Regions from separate parts of the Mus musculus genome. Here region 2 is linked to region 1. Evidence: chromatin contacts called from ENCODE Hi-C or POLR2A ChIA-PET data. All regions are on one chromosome and are shown on one strand. The core of a region is the stretch at or near the end of the contact, and the rest is flanking DNA. Distances in the headings are between cores, read along the strand shown.

Evidence for each region. A loop is a pair of places that touch in the nucleus more often than their neighbours do. ChIA-PET counts read pairs that join two places held with the same protein, here RNA polymerase II (POLR2A).
Region 2: a map of heart shows a loop between it and region 1 (2.1-fold over the local background). The contact joins the promoter of Zfp78 here to the promoter of Zfp787 in region 1. A Hi-C loop is called at or near these places in 1 of 37 maps with a recorded cell type or tissue (heart). POLR2A ChIA-PET finds 5 or more read pairs at or near these places in 3 of 5 experiments (Patski and embryonic stem cell).

The regions. Positions count from the first base shown.
Region 1 is chr7:6,154,518-6,157,217 of GRCm38, reverse strand. It overlaps Zfp787 (zinc finger protein 787), which reads left to right and starts at 1,253. Exons shown (of 3, transcript NM_001013012.2): 1 at 1,253-1,373.
Region 2 is chr7:6,361,894-6,364,593 of GRCm38, reverse strand. Zfp78 (zinc finger protein 78) reads right to left here and starts at 1,286. Exons shown (of 5, transcript NM_001025163.1): 1 at 1,247-1,286.

The sequences.
Region 1 (2,700 bases), core at 4-2,503:
TTACTCTTTACCTTTGGGGCCATTTTAATACCCCTGCTGTGGGTTCGCCTTTAGCCTTTTGATCAGTTACAAGCAGCCTGTGATCTTTATCACCCGTTGAAAGGTCCTGGCTGGTTTATCTTTAATCTAACCACGGAAGTCCAGCGCTTGAACATGAATTACAGGCAGTTTGGACATTTTCCATTACAGGGCTCAGCATAGGCCTCCTCTTGAATTTTCTAACTCTCTACACATCCTTAACAGTCTGCTGAGCAAAGACTTCTGGAGCACCTTGCTAAGGAGATGGCTATGCTTTCCATTTTCTTAGCTTGTCCTCAGGTGTCATGTATCGTTTTGCCTGTGGGCTTTGCTTCTTTAGGCTGCCCAGGATTTTCTCTGGTGCAGGAGGAGTTTGTTTAAAAAGTCCATCCCTTACTTAGTCCAAGTGTCAGCAGCACCTGACGCCTGCTTTTGTAAAGGTAGTTACGTGATGATGATACCATTTGTCTCAGAGAAGCTGACATTGACTTTCAAGTTTCAAATTGTGCCTTGGAAGCAGATATCTGTAGAGGGTCCTTTCATTCCTTTTCTTCATCATCAGCATCCTCCAAACTGTGATGGACCTTTCTTCTAGGAGAGTAATAAGTCATAAACACTTAATTTGGAGCCCTACTCTGAAGGTTCGAGGTCATTCTTGCTATGTCACTTAGTAAGGTAATGTGACCTCTGGTTCTCTGCAAAACAGGCCGATTTCAAGATGAGGTCGTCCCAAAATGCAACCCGCACCGGAGGCTCGAGCGGAAACATTTTGGGGAAAAACTCCAGATCTCGTGAACCGAATTTTTTCTTGAGACCGGCGTTGGCCTGGAAGCGCCCCGGGGCGGAAGGGGTTACGATGATAGAGACGACAGGAGGACTGGAGTAGTGGGAGCGTCGCCGCGGGCAGCTCACCGCGCAGGCGCGAGCGACGAGGCTGGGTTGGGGGCCGCCCCGACACCCGGAAGTGTGCGCCTAACGGGTCGAGCCCAGCCTTCTGTCCGGGGAGGGGGCGGGGCCCGAGCCCCTCGGAGCGAGGCGCCATAGAGCAAAACGGAGGACCTGGGTCCTAGATAATTCCGGAAGTAGCGTCCCGAGGCGCCTTTCCGTACCATAGAGCCGGAGGGGGTAGCGGTCAGGGGTCCTGGAGCTCCTCTGCCTAGAGTGGCGAGGTAGCGGTGGCGGCCTGGGAGGGGGAGGAGAGGGAGAGGCGCGAGCGGAAGCGGCCGGGAAGGTCACTTCCGGCCTGGGCGCCCGTCCCCCTGACCCCAGGGTCTGAGTCGCCGCTGCCGCCGCTGCCACCATCCGCGAGGCAGGCGAGAGGAAGAGTGCGGCGTGACGGCCCCGGGGCCGCGGAGGTGAGGGCGGCCGCGGGCTCAGGGGGGCGTGCGCCGAGTGGCTGGGATGAGAGCGCGTCGGGAAGCTGGGCTTCGGACGGGGGTGGGTGGGGAGGCGGGAGGGCGAGCGCGGCAGAGCGGACTAGTGCGCGTGCGTGTCGTGTTAGGGGTGTGTGTGGGGGGGGTGGGCGTGAGCGGGCGCGCGGCCGGGGAGTTCGCGCGCGCGCGCGGGAGAGATTGGCGCCGCGGCCTGGGACAATGCGCGTGCGCTACTCCGGCGGCAGTGCTGGGCCGGCAGGCACCTGGGTTATCCAACCGGTGGGGTCCGGGCCACCCGGACTGGACTTGCAGCCGGTCATGGCCGGAAGTGCCAGGGACTTGTTGCGGGGGCGAGGCTTGATGTGGGGAGAGACCCCGCCGCCTGGATTGGGCTGACCGGAAACGGCGGCCCATGGTCAGTCTCGGCCCAAGTTCTCCCAAGTCCTCTCCTTCCTCAAATCGAGTCGCCTGGCCCGTTGCTGCCTCGGGGGCCATGCGCTGGCCTTTGATCCAGCGAGTAATTACGGGATGCAGGTGGCGGGAGGCTCATTCATCTATTTCCCCCGCGCGTGCTGACCGGCGGCAGGAAACACGTCCTGGGAGGGGAAGCGCCAGGCCAAGGTCAGCACCGTGTGGGTCGTCCTGGGCCGCCTGGACTGTTGCCTTCCTCCCCTGGGCGGACACAGGGCTGGGTCCAGCGCGGAGCCCCGCCCCTTAGCAGACCTCCCGCCTCCACCTCCAATCTGTACAAGAGTTAGGTCATAGGGTGACCCCCAAGCCCCGGGAATGTGTGCCCCAGCACTTACAAAAGGTCAGTCGGAAAAGTGATCCACAGACGAAGAAGTGAGTGGGGAGTGAACTGACACCTGTCTTAACACCAGGATAGGAAAATGAACATGAACTGGGGTTGGAAAGCAGGAGCTGAGACCTGACCCAGGACGACCTTAGGCGTTATTGCCCAGGTCGTTATTAAAAACGCAGACCTGATGGGTTCCCCCAACCCCTTAATTTCTGATTCAGGCTCCATGTTTGGCGTTGTTGAGAATCTAGCTGAGATCTGGCCTCTGCTCTGGGGAAAGCTTTAAGCCTCTTGGGTCAAGTGCAGGTAACTTTCCCCTCCTGCTTCTCTGGAGTCACTGAGTGCTGTGCTGCCATGGCCCAGAGAACTTTCACATTAGATTCTGACTTGGTTTATCTCATGTGTTCTCCATCTGAGCAGAGAAGGGTATATCCTCAGGCTTGGCCCATGGTGAAATTCAAGAATGATTTGCAGCTACTGGGAATATTGCCCACGAGCTCTGAAGCTCAA
Region 2 (2,700 bases), core at 37-2,536, 210 kb before region 1:
AAATGACTCAGCAGTTAGGAACACTGGATGTTCCTCTAGAGGACTGGGGTTCAATTCCCAGCACCCACATGGCAGCTTACAACTGCCTGTAACTCTAGTTCCAGGAGATCCATGCCTCCAGCCATGCATTTGGTGTACATATTTGTGCATGCAGGCAAAATATCCATACAAGCAAAAATAAATAAATCTTTAAAAATAAAAACACATTCCAAAAGGGAGAGAAAGGAGCACAATAAGAAAATCAATACTGGACCAAAGAACAAAGACGGAAAACAAGCAGGGCAAACTCTAAATTCTGCATCTCTGTGTCATTCAGATCTCCGAATCCTTTCAGCTTTGCTGACTGCCACGTACTTCTCTGTCTTGGGCTGGTTCCACACTCAGGCTGCAGCTACCCCACGACTCTAGTATCTCCAACATCTTGAAGTCTCCAACACAATCCTATCTTCACTTTACCCACTTCCCTCAACGGCCTCTCAGGATTTCTATGCAGGGATACAATACTCCTGTCAGAAAGCTCTTTGAATCCTTTCCTTTTGAGTCGCTATGGACACTTCATCACGTAAGCATGGCTGTGTAAATCATTTATCTGAGTGTGGGTTGCACACGCCTGTAATTACAGCACTTGGAAGGCTGAGTTAGGAAGATCAGAGTTCCAAACTCATCCTCTACTTACATAAAGAGTTTGAGGACTGCTGGATTACATGACATTCTGTCTCGAAACATCAACAAAAGGACTGGCATCTGGTGATCAACCTCAGCTCCTGTCCTCTCCTGGATGGGGTTTGGGACTGATCCTCTAATCCCGTTTAGCGTCTGCGATGATCAGCACCGACTCTGAAACTACCTTGAGTCTTGTCAGCCATCAATCAAGAGCAGTCAACAAGGTATTTATTACTTTGGAGATTCCAAGCATTTAAGTGCTGTAATGCAGATCACTGGAAGACACACTTATCATCATACATTTCACAGTTCTCTCACAATCACAGCACTTATTTCTCTCAGACTCTGTCTCCCTCTCTCACACCGAAAACTTACAGCCCAGTTCCTTTCACACACGCACGGGCCTGGCACACCCAAGCACAGACTTAGATCCGGACGCCCAGTCGTCTGAGCTTTCGTGCCCCCTAGATTCCACGCAACCGCCTGCCTACCTCCAGACAGAAAACACAGGGACCACGAGGATCTCCCCTGCCCGCAGCGCTCGGGCTCCCACTCCCTAACAAGCGCCCGCTAGCTGCCTTACCCAGACGCTGTCAACCGAGGAACGCTGGGAGGTTTCCTACAAGCTATGTGTGCGCAAGCGCAGCCTCTGCCAGCGACGACCTAAGAGCTTAATCTGAGAAAGGTGGGGCTGAAGGGGCGTGTACTCAGCGAAGTCTGCGATGAGAAGCGGGTACTACGGAGAACAGTTTCTTAGACTGAGGGTGAAGGCAAAGCTAAGCAGAGAAGAGCAAGGGTCTCAGAAGTTTGATGTGAGGGGCTGGGCTTAGATAGGAAGGTTCCCAGAAGAAACTGGAGTAAGGGGCGGGGCTTGGTGGAGAAGGGGCGTGTTCTCAGCAGAGTCCCTGGAGAGGGCGGTACTAAGTGGGTAAGGGGCGGGAGCTTATCCGTATTAGGTGAGGGGCGGGGTTATCAAGTAGGGCGGGTTCTCAGCTCTGTGTGAGGTGAGGTGAGGGCAGGGATTAGAGGAGGGGCGGGTTCTCAGAAGAATCCGAGGTGAGGGCGGGGCTTAGCAAGAACGGTTGGTCTCCGCCTCCGGAGGTGAGGGCGGAGCTTGGAGGAGAAGGGGCGGGTTCTCAGCGGCTCGTGTGAGGGCGGTGCTAAGCATTGAAGGAGTGGGTTCTCGGCAATCTGAAGGGGCGGGGCTTAGCCAGTAGGGCGGTTCTCCTCACAGTCAGAGGTGAAGGCGGGGCTTGAAGAAGGGGCGGGTTCTCAGCAGATTCTAGAGGGCGGGACTTAGTATAGAAGGGGCGGGTTCTCAGCAAAATCTAGAGGGCGGCGGGGCTTGAGGCGAAAGAGCAGGTTTTCAGCGTAGTGCATGGTGAGCCTGGCGCTAAGCAGAAAAGGGGAGGGTTTACAGCATTCTGAGATGAGGGGCAGGGCTTAGCAAGTAGGGAGGTTCTCCCCGCAGCCCGAGGTGAGGGCGGGGCTTGAAGGAGAAGGGGCGGCTTCTCAGAGGAGTCAGAGAAAAAGGGCAGAATTTGAGGAGAAAGGCACCATTTAAGACTGTTTGCAGAACGGATTGGAGCTGTGACAGTGTGTGGCTGAGTGCGTGATTATACAGAAGGGTTGCCCAGGATTCCTAGCCGTGTCGGTTAGGGCGAGTCTTGCGCCAGCTCTTTGTTAGGCTCCCCACCCTTTCGTGAGGCTTCCCTCACACTCTTTTGTGAGCCTCCTTGATGTCACTGTCCCTTACTTAACCAAGCTCGATCTTTATTGTTAGTTTTTGAGATTATAATTTTTGTAGAGGGAGATTTGAGGTGGTTAGCCCAGACTAACCTCCGAAATGGGTAACTCTTGATCTTTCTGTATCCATTCGTTTTCTTCCAAATTGAAATCAATGGTGTGAGCCCCCACGACGCAAGGCTTGGAAGTTTGATCTTTGCGGGAAAGCTTTGCTACAATAAAAACAGCCACTATTCTACATCTGATTGTCTCCTCCCTCCCACTCATGTTGATCACCTCTGGGATCAGCAA